Regions from separate parts of the Mus musculus genome. Here region 1 is linked to region 2. The links are chromatin contacts, found by Hi-C or POLR2A ChIA-PET in ENCODE. All regions are on one chromosome and are shown on one strand. The core of a region is the stretch at or near the end of the contact, and the rest is flanking DNA. Distances in the headings are between cores, read along the strand shown.

Region 1 (4,942 bases), core at 1,512-4,011, 240 kb after region 2:
CGTGCAGGAATCCATTTCTGAGCGTTTTGCCCTGGGGTTTTCCCCAGGAACTCGCTAGTTTAATAAAACATTGATGAAGTGGCTTACAATTATGAAAAAACTTGAACACAGCATCCACTCACAACAAATACCATAAAACCCTAAAACCGCTAAACAGAGGGGAAAAGGAGCCACCAAACCAAAGGCTTTACTTCCCCCCCCACAACAAAACAATCCTAAAAATTTTTTCAAACAGCATCAGAATTGTCCAGATGGTATCTTAAAACAGACTCGAAGGCCCATTCCCAATTTCTGTTCTAGTAGGTTTGGGGTAGTACCCAAAAATTTCCACTTCTGAATATATATATTCCCAGGCAATGCCAAAACTGCTGGCCCAGGCACCAAACCTTGAGACTTAATACTAAAATGCTTAACAAGCAAATTCCACACAGACCACTTCACAAATACCCTATAGTAGGGATCGTAATTTTGAAATACCAGCAAACATAAACCAAGAGGATGAAAAGCAGTTTGGAATTATGAATCCACATCAAGATTACTGATGACTTCCCAAGAATTACCCTGTTAGCATGGAAGTCTTTAATCAAATCGACAGTTTTAAGTTAACTGTCTTTACAAGTTTTACCATACCTGTTGCCAGCAGTCTTGGGATAGTGCTGAGGTGCACCCCTACTTCCTCCTCCGCCCGAAGAAGCACTATTCAAAAGAAAATTTTTACTATACCAATTATGCCTCACTTGGAAGGGAACCTATTTATATTTTAGAAACTGCGTAACAAAGTGAACTTTGGCCTAAAAGAAAGTGAACTGGAGGCTAGAGATGGCTCAGATATTCAAAGCAGTTCAGTTCCTAACATCCACATGGCAGCTCACAACTCCAGTCTCAGAGGATCTGATGCCCTCTTCTGACACTGTACACAGAAATGTATGCAGACATACATTCAGACAAAATAATCCCCCACCCCACCCCTGTAATCCATTTACTCTTTATTCTAGAACCACAGCACATTAGTGGGAATTGGTAACGACTTTGTTTTTTGAGTCAGGGTTTCTTTGTGTAGCCCTGCCTGTCCTGGAACTCACTCTCTAGACCAGACTGGCCTTGAAATCAGAAATCCGCCTGCCTCTGCCTCCCAAGTGCTGGGATTAAAGCCGTGCGCCACCACTGCCAGGCTTTTATGACTGGCCCTTTCTGAACACCCCCTCCAATGTATCTACTACCCACTCCCAAAACCATACCTGAAACGAGAAGCACCCCCTTCTGCAATCGCACTCTCCACTTTGGCGGCTTGACAACGAAGAATCTTCAAAAGAATAATATTAATGGATGGGGTGGGGAGGGGAGGGGATGGTAGAAATGAAAAGCCTGGAAAGAGAGAAAACACCAAAATTAGGTACTGCCATACTGAGCTATAAACTTTCAAATATAATTTATTTCCGCTCCCAGCACTGCAGCTGGTTGAACTTTCACTGCATTGCAGCCCTCAGAAGACTAAAATAGAACGAAGTCAAAACCCACAAATACACAATAAAACCTGTTTAGCCCCGTGGATTCTCTTAGTATTCAAGGATGCAAAGAACAGCTTTTGTGAGAAAAATAAAATGAAAAAAAATCTGGATGCTGCCTAGGAAGCAGCCGTATTATGGGGCCTTTAAAATTAAACAGAAATGCTATCAAGACCGGCGGTGCTACAAGGGATATGTCTGCGGTACTAAAATGGGTGGCCGGGGTGGTGACAGGCCGGCCAGAGCCTCACTACCCGGTGTTGGGCAGCTTTTCCTCCGCTCGTCTTTATAAGCCCTTCCTTTTACACAGGGCGCGTGTGGAAAGCCGCCGGAAGGCCGGGGCCACAACACAACATGGCAGCAGGCACCTCCGCCCCACTCCGCGCGAACAAAAGAGCAGCGAGTTCCTCCCCCAGGCCCAGGCTGGCTCAGCTTCCGAGCGGCGTCTAGCGAGGGCCCAGGCCTGGGCGGGAGGCGCCCCCTCCGGGCCGGCCCTTTGTTCTCCCGCAGGAAGGCGGCCTCCTGCCCACCCGCCGCCTCCACCATAAATCCCCCGGCTGACAGCGCCTCGGCTGCCAAGGCCCACAAAGGGACCGAGACTCGCTCTTGGCGTCGCCCGAGTGGGACATCCCGCAGTAGGGCCACACACCTCCTCCCCGCCGGGAGGCCGGGCTCCGGACTCGTCCGCCTCGCTGGTCCCGCGCCAACGGCCGGGCCCTGCCGCGGGCCGCGTCCCTCCCGCCGAGGCGCGAGGCCTGCCACGCTCGCACGCTGTTCCCGGATCCCACGTCAGGATCCCGGCTGCGCCCGCCACTCGACCGCACGTCAGCCTAGCTCTTCGGTCGACACAGGAAGGAGCGCGGAGGCCATAGATTTCTAAGTAGCCCAAAGGCAGAGGAAAGGCCGCCCCGCCCGGCTCCGCCTGCGGCCGCCATTTTGTTCCACTCGACAAGAAGCGGCCAGGGGCGGCGGCCATCTTAGAGGGCTCCGCTCGGCGGCGACTCCACTCACCTTCACCGAGAACTCAGCAGCTGCCACCGCAGCTGCCTCCTCTGGATCCGGTCGTCGGGGACGGGGAAGGGAGGGGGAAGGGGAACGGAAAACAAAAAAGGGGGAGGGAAGGGGGAGGAAGGAGACGCGGCCGGCTTGAAAGTCTCAGCTCAGAGGAGTAGCTGCTGCAGCCGCCACCTGGTACCCGCCGCCACCTCCATAGAGCTCCGGCTCGCTGCTGGCGCTGAGGCGTGTCTGAAGCCCAACTTATCACTCTGAGGCGGCCGACCCACTAGAGCCTCCCCGAGTGGCTCCTTCGCTATCCAATCAGCAGCCGGGCTTCCGTCCGCTACCAATCCGCGCAGGGCGGCGGGGAGGAGCCAGCGGGCAAGCTCGGTTGCGGCGCAGCCTCGCCGCAGTGCGCAAAGCCATATTCGCGAAGGCTCTGGGGCCAAGCCAGTGGCGTAAGGGCGGCGGGCCGGCGCGCTGCGGGACTCTTGCGTAGCGCCGGGAGCCCAGTGAGTGTGCGCCGCCGGGCCGCCTGGTCTTCCTGGGCCGGCGCTTTGTTCCGGAGTCCCAGCCTCATGCTTGCATAGAAGAACCTTTTCCTCGCCTCTCCTCCCTGACCCGCCCGGGCCTGGCGTCCTGAGGGCTCGGCGTGGCCTTGCGGCCTGGCCTCGGTTTAGCGTCTGGGAGCTTTGCTGAAGAGAGGGACGTGTGCCCATCGATAGGAATGCGTTCTGTTTGTTGGTCCTCCATCTGCAGAGTAACGAGAAAAGGATCAAAGGAAGGGCTTTGTATCCCAGGCTAGAGGCAGCTTTAACTCAAATGCTCGGCCTGCTGTCACCGAGCTTGACCCAGACAGTATACTAGGCTGGCTTGAGAAGTGTTTGCAGAGCGCGGGCATTTGGAAATTGCAAAGTCATTTTTTAAAGTTTTTCCTTCATTTTTAACAAACATTAAAGACGGGCAGCGCAGTGCTTTCATTTTATTTAAGGGCTATATAGGAAAATGAAGCATTTCAAACTATACTTCCAGGTGGTATTTTAAAAGATGGGTTATGTATGTATGCCACAGTATGCAACATTTTAGCTTTCCAAAAATGAAGGTATGTAAACGAGAAATGTCCCATCTCTGTTAAGCATGCATTTTTTTTTTTCAATAAGATGGGTTACTAAACTAAAGCACGTGTGTTTTCAACAGTCATGGCTTGGAATTCATTCCCAAGAGCTGGGTTTTCAAAGACCCAAACGTAATTTGGCATGTCTTGGTGTTGAAAGCCCTAGTTCTTAAATAGAATTTTCAGCAGACAATTGTACTTTCCTTAGTATTTAAGTCTGCTGAAAAGTGTGGCTTTGAAGGTTTATAATTCTAGTAAACTTAGGTCTTTGCCTTAGAATTAATGCTATTAAATAAACTTTCACTTAAACTAAAAACTGTAAAAACCATTTTTATTTGGGGGTTAAGTGTAAAAAAGAAAAGCATTTTTTAGGAGAGGGGCAATTTTTTTCAATATAAGAGATTTTGCTTTGTATATATAACTTGTATGGCTTTATAACTAGTAGAAATATATACTGTGATATTTTAGTTTTTCACAAGTGATTTACATTCATTATGATACACTAAAGACATCTGTGTGCTAGAAACACAGTGGTCCAAAAACTCAATACTCACTATACTAGTGTATGTGTCAAATAGCCACTTGGTCTAAAACATGGATATTCTAAATACAAAGGACTAGAATGTAAATATATCCTAATATATTTATATTATGCATATATCTAATAAATAAAACAGAAACTAAAATATAAAGTCTTAAAAACAGGATCTTGAATTTAAAAAAATGTTAAAAGGGACAGCAAGGTGGTGCTGCTGGTAACGAACAGCACCACGTGCTGCCAAGCCTCATGACTGAGCTCAGTCTCCAGTCCCACATGGAATAAAGAGAGAAGGCTCACTTATACACACACATTTTAAAAAGGGCTTTTTCAAGCTTTGTTAATTGCAAAAATCTGCTATGAATTTTCTATGCAGGTATGTGAGGTGCTAACTGACAGGGAGTAAAACCAAGAAGAAATTCAAAAAAAAAAAGAGGCGGAGCGTGGTGGCACTCGGGAGGCAGAGGCAGGCAGATTTCTGAGTTCGAGGCCAGCTTGGTCTACAAAGTGAGTTCAGGACAGCCAGGGCTACACAGAGAAACCCTGTCTCGAAAAAAACCAAAACAAAACAAAACAAAACAAAAAGATGGAAATAAACATAGATTTAAAAATTTTACTTTTCAGTCATAGATATAAGCATTCACAAATTTAAAGTTTCTATCATATTTTAGATGTGTAAAACTTCAAATAATTGGATTTGAAATGTAACCAAACAGCTTTATATGTCATTTTATTCATTTCTAATTAAGTCTGGAAAACTGCTAAGAGTCTTAACTTGTTAATATATTT
Region 2 (4,555 bases), core at 1,615-4,114:
AGAAAATGTTGCCTTGTGTCCCTGGTACCCTACCTTGATGGCAAGGTTTATAGTGTGAGGCAGTATATTGTTTTCCTGTAATTGCGCTTAATATCCAGAAAGCTGATTCAGTGACTCACGCCTACCTGAGGGCATGAAACAAAGGTGTCCACACTGGCTAGGAGGGAAGATGCTGCATTTAAGCAACATTAACCATTTCATCACTAGTGTAAAAATATGATTACTTATGGAGCCACTGAGATGAGTATCCACAAAAGCAATCTGCCGAAACCGCTCTTCAGTCACCAGCCTTTTCAGTGTTGTTCATCCATATATGAACAGCACGTATCGTTCAATGAAGTCGCTTTACTCAGTTCCCCCTTGAGTCTTCAGGACACACACCTGTGCTCTTGGGTAGTAGATAAGTATATAGTATTTCTCTAGTCAATATAGAAATACTTTTTTATCATTCATCTAGTATTCTTTTATTAGCTCAATCATTCACACTAACATGACATGGCAGTTAAAATGATATTTATGGATAAAATTGTGAAGTTATCATACACACATGCGTGCGCGCGCGCGCACACACACACACACACACACACACACACACACACACACATCTATCACAGAACAGTAGTATTGCTTACAGATATAATATGTAAACCTGCAAACCACTGGCAATAAGTTTCAGTAAAATACAAGTCTGTGGTCAAGATTCCTCAAAGAGCTGTGACCTCTTCTAGTTAAGACAGAGATGTGCTTCCCAAGAGCAGCCTGAGGGTCTCTGAGAAAGAGCTGTTATTCTGAAACTCACAGGGATATCAAGGATTCCAAGGATGTGCCACATTCTTCAGTGGGTGGCACACACAGTCAATTGCTTCTTTTTCTAACAAATGAGTTGTTGAAGTTCAAGTATTCCTTATAAGAAACACAACTGCATCACTAATAATACTCACCCAAGGAACTCCCTGAAAATGTGAAACATAAGTCATTCAGAAATGACACAGAGGAAAACTGAGCCCATCAAAGTGCAAGACAACTGGGTGAGGGCTGGAGAGTTCAGCTGGGAAAGGACCTCCAGGAAGCACCCGGGCCTCAGTTCTACCCCTGAACTCATGTGAAAGGACAGCGCAGTGGCACACTTGTGATCTTAGTGCCAGGCCGGGTGTGTGTGTGTGCAGGGACAGGAAGATCCCTGGGACTTGCTGGCCACTAGGTGTGTAGTCTATCCAGACCTAAGGCTGACTTCTGGTGTCACATCAGATGACTAGTCAACAATGACTTCGGTATCAAAGGCACCTTTGAAATTTGTTAAATTTTGTACCATCTTCCATCTTAGTAATACATACTAAGTTCTACAATTGGGGCTCGAATGACACTACTTAACTTATTATTCACTATTTATACAAACTCTAAGTTTATACAGATATCCAATGATTAGGCTGGTCAGAGTCGGTATAGAATCTAGAATGCCTGTTCTGGGGTCAAAGGTATTAAGGAGGAGAAATAAAACTAAAGAAATCTCAATAAAATAAAATAAAACCTGAAAACCTATAAACAAACAGAGTACTGAGTAAGTGCTGGAGTTCTAATAGCACCAGTTGTTAATTTTCCTTATAGATTATCCATTCATCCTTTCATGGATTCTTGGAAAATTGGCAAGTATTATAGACAGCCTGACAAAGCACACACCAAGTAGTAAGTACACTCTGACTTAGAAAGAAAAATATTCTCTTTGCACCTTCTCTACCTTTTTAGAAAGAGAAATCAACTTCCTCTAGTTAAAAGAATTTAGATATATTCAGAGAATATCTATCCTATATGTCCCTTATATATATGGTTCCCTTACGCCAAATGACAAAGATAACATAGTCTTGAAAAACACAATCATGTTAAGACAGAAACCGAAACCAGCCAGCACAAAAGGGGTAAAACAAAATCCACGCAAGTCCTGAGGGCTCTGAATTCAGAAGGCATTACTTTTCAAGGACAACTATCAGGACCATTGGTCGGGTGACAGTTCAAGCCCAAGTAAAAGTCTAAAGGGTGAATTTCATTCTATAGCAAGCACGGTAAGGGGGTGTGGAAAAGATGGTCTTAGTTTGAGAAGCACGGATTAAAAGCAACTGGGAGTGTTACTGGAGCTACATGTACTCCAGAAGAAGGACAAGAAATGCTGGGCATCAGGAAATGGGGCTGGGTCGGAATATGAAGAATATGAAGGTAGGCTGGAGACAAATTGCAACAACAGTAACCCCACAGTTTTGTAATGAAACTGCACACAGAAGGCAACTTACCCTACAATTATGATTAGCAAGGAAACTTTTTTTTTAATGTCGGTCCTCAAAAGGTAGCAATTAGCTTGACAAGCAAGGGCCCGGGTGCACTGCCGGGGCGGGTTTAGTAGGAGGGCTGGCCGACACCACGGGCCCAGGCTCTCCCTCAGAAGCCTTGCCCTGTGGCCACCCTGCCGCCCTGGCCCCAGCACCCGCCCCTCAGCCCCTCCTTGGCGCACCTGCTCTGCTAACCAACAGCTAAACTGCTCAGTGCGCCAGCGCCAAGATTCAAAACCGCTCGAGCTGATCTCTGAAAGCTCTCCTCAGCACCACCGCGAAGGCGGACCCAGAGTCTCCACCGCCACCGAGAAGGCGGACCCAGAGTCTCCACCCGCCCAGGAATCGGTGCCCAAAGCCCGCAGCCGAGGCCCTGACAAGGGGCCCTAGCTCCTCTGAAGCCCGGTTTCACACCCTGGTGCTGCCCGGGCCTCCACTCCCTACTCCAGGACCGTGGAGTGGCTGGGAAGGGACACAGCGAAGGGGCGGCGCTGCAAGGCTCACCCAGTTCAAGGCATCGCTCTCCTCGCACCAGGGACACCGCCTCGGCTGCTGCTTAGCTAAACCCGCTAGGCGGCAGCGGCGCGGCCCGCAAACCAGTCGCACCTCAGTGACGTAAGGCCACGCCCTCGCGCGTTGCCTGGAGACGGAGCTCCACCCCCCCCTGTTGGCTTTGGAGGTTTTTGTAGCTCAAGGCTGCTGACACACACCTGTAGGCAAAATAGTCACATACATAGAAATCAATAAAATTAAATACTTTTGTAAAAAAGGACAAAAAAATGAAGAGGCAAGTCACAGGCTTTGGAAAAGCAAAATATATTTAACAAAGGACTTCTAATTAGAATACACAATTCTTACCCCTCCCCCCCCCAAAAAAAAAAAAAACAACAACAACAACAAAAAAACCCACAATTTTTTTAAATGGCCAAAGACTAGACTAGCCTTTTAGATTTATGGATAGCAAATAAGCACATGAAATGATGTCTGAGACCATTATGCAAATTAGAAGGGAAGTGAATTATCAATACAATACCACAGTGGCTAAAATGAAAAGAACTGTATTAAATATTGACAAAGATGCTGAACAAATCTGTTCAGATTGTCTGTTGGGGATGTAAAATGATACAATCATTGTGGAACGAGATTGTGGCCATTTCTTTAAAACCTAAGCACAAACATTCCAACCACATAGTCCAGTCATCCTGCTTCTAGAATAGATCCACATGAAGACTAGTACACCAACATCAGATACCTGATGTGGTGGTTTGAATGAAAATGGTCCCCATAGGCCCACAGGGAATGGCACTATTAGGAAGTGTGGCCTTGCTGCAATAGATAAGGCTTTGTTGGAGAAAATATGTCACTAGGGGTGGGCTTTGAGTTTTCAGATGCGTAGGTCAGACCCAGTGTCACTCTCTCTTCCTGCTGCCTGCTGATCCAGATGTAGAACTCTCAGCTACCTCTCCAGCATGTCTGCCTGTGTGCTGCCATGCTTCCCACCATGACTATTATGGACTAAACCACGGAATTCTAAGTCAGCCCCAATGAATTGTTTTCCTTTATACGAGTTTCTCTGATCATGGTGTCTCTTCACAGCAGTAGAAACCCTATGACAACATATCAACAGGTGAATGGAAAACAACTGAAATAAAGTCACACAATGGAATATTACTCAGCAATAATAAAGAATACATGATTGACACACTTAACAATGTGGATGAGCCTGAAATACTTAGGCTGAAAGAAGATAGACCTTCCAAAAAAATTTTCTAGAATAGCCCCCGCCCCCAGGAATCTTTAGTGGCAAAATCAGATCAGTGGTTGCTTAGCGGGTGGTGTCAGGTAGGAAACACTACAGTGTTAGAATGGGAACTAGAGGTGGCTGACTCAACGGTAAAACACTTGCCTAGCATGTTTAAGCCTTGGCTCAGACTCAAACACAAGTCCTCCAAACCTTCAAAGGGTAAGAAGAAACATTTTAGGGTATTGGCTATGTTCACTGTCTTAGAGCATGACACCACAGACATGAATGTAATATGAAAACTTCTCAAATTGTACACCTTACTCATATATAGTTTAGTATATGCCAACTACATTCCCAAAAAGTTATGGGGTAAAGATGTAGCTGCTTCATGTTTTAAAGGTTCATATCTTTGTCTAACCTGAGCCCAGTCAGAAAAAAAATAGTCTCCATAAAGCACAGTTTTATAAAGTGGGACCTGTATTCCTTTTTATAG

What was found. A loop is a pair of places that touch in the nucleus more often than their neighbours do. ChIA-PET counts read pairs that join two places held with the same protein, here RNA polymerase II (POLR2A).
Region 1: POLR2A ChIA-PET joins it to region 2 with 12 read pairs in embryonic stem cell. The contact joins the promoter of Eif4g2 here to the promoter of Rnf141 in region 2. A Hi-C loop is called at or near these places in 1 of 37 maps with a recorded cell type or tissue (regulatory T cell). POLR2A ChIA-PET finds 5 or more read pairs at or near these places in 4 of 5 experiments (Patski and embryonic stem cell).

What each region holds. Positions count from the first base shown.
Region 1 is chr7:111,080,269-111,085,210 of GRCm38, forward strand. It overlaps Eif4g2 (eukaryotic translation initiation factor 4, gamma 2), which reads right to left and starts at 2,762. Exons shown (of 22, transcript NM_013507.3): 1 at 2,517-2,762; 2 at 1,239-1,365; 3 at 631-696; 4 at 1-54. The coding sequence starts at 1,279.
Region 2 is chr7:110,841,517-110,846,071 of GRCm38, forward strand. Rnf141 (ring finger protein 141) reads right to left here and starts at 2,865. Exons shown (of 6, transcript NM_025999.3): 1 at 2,823-2,865.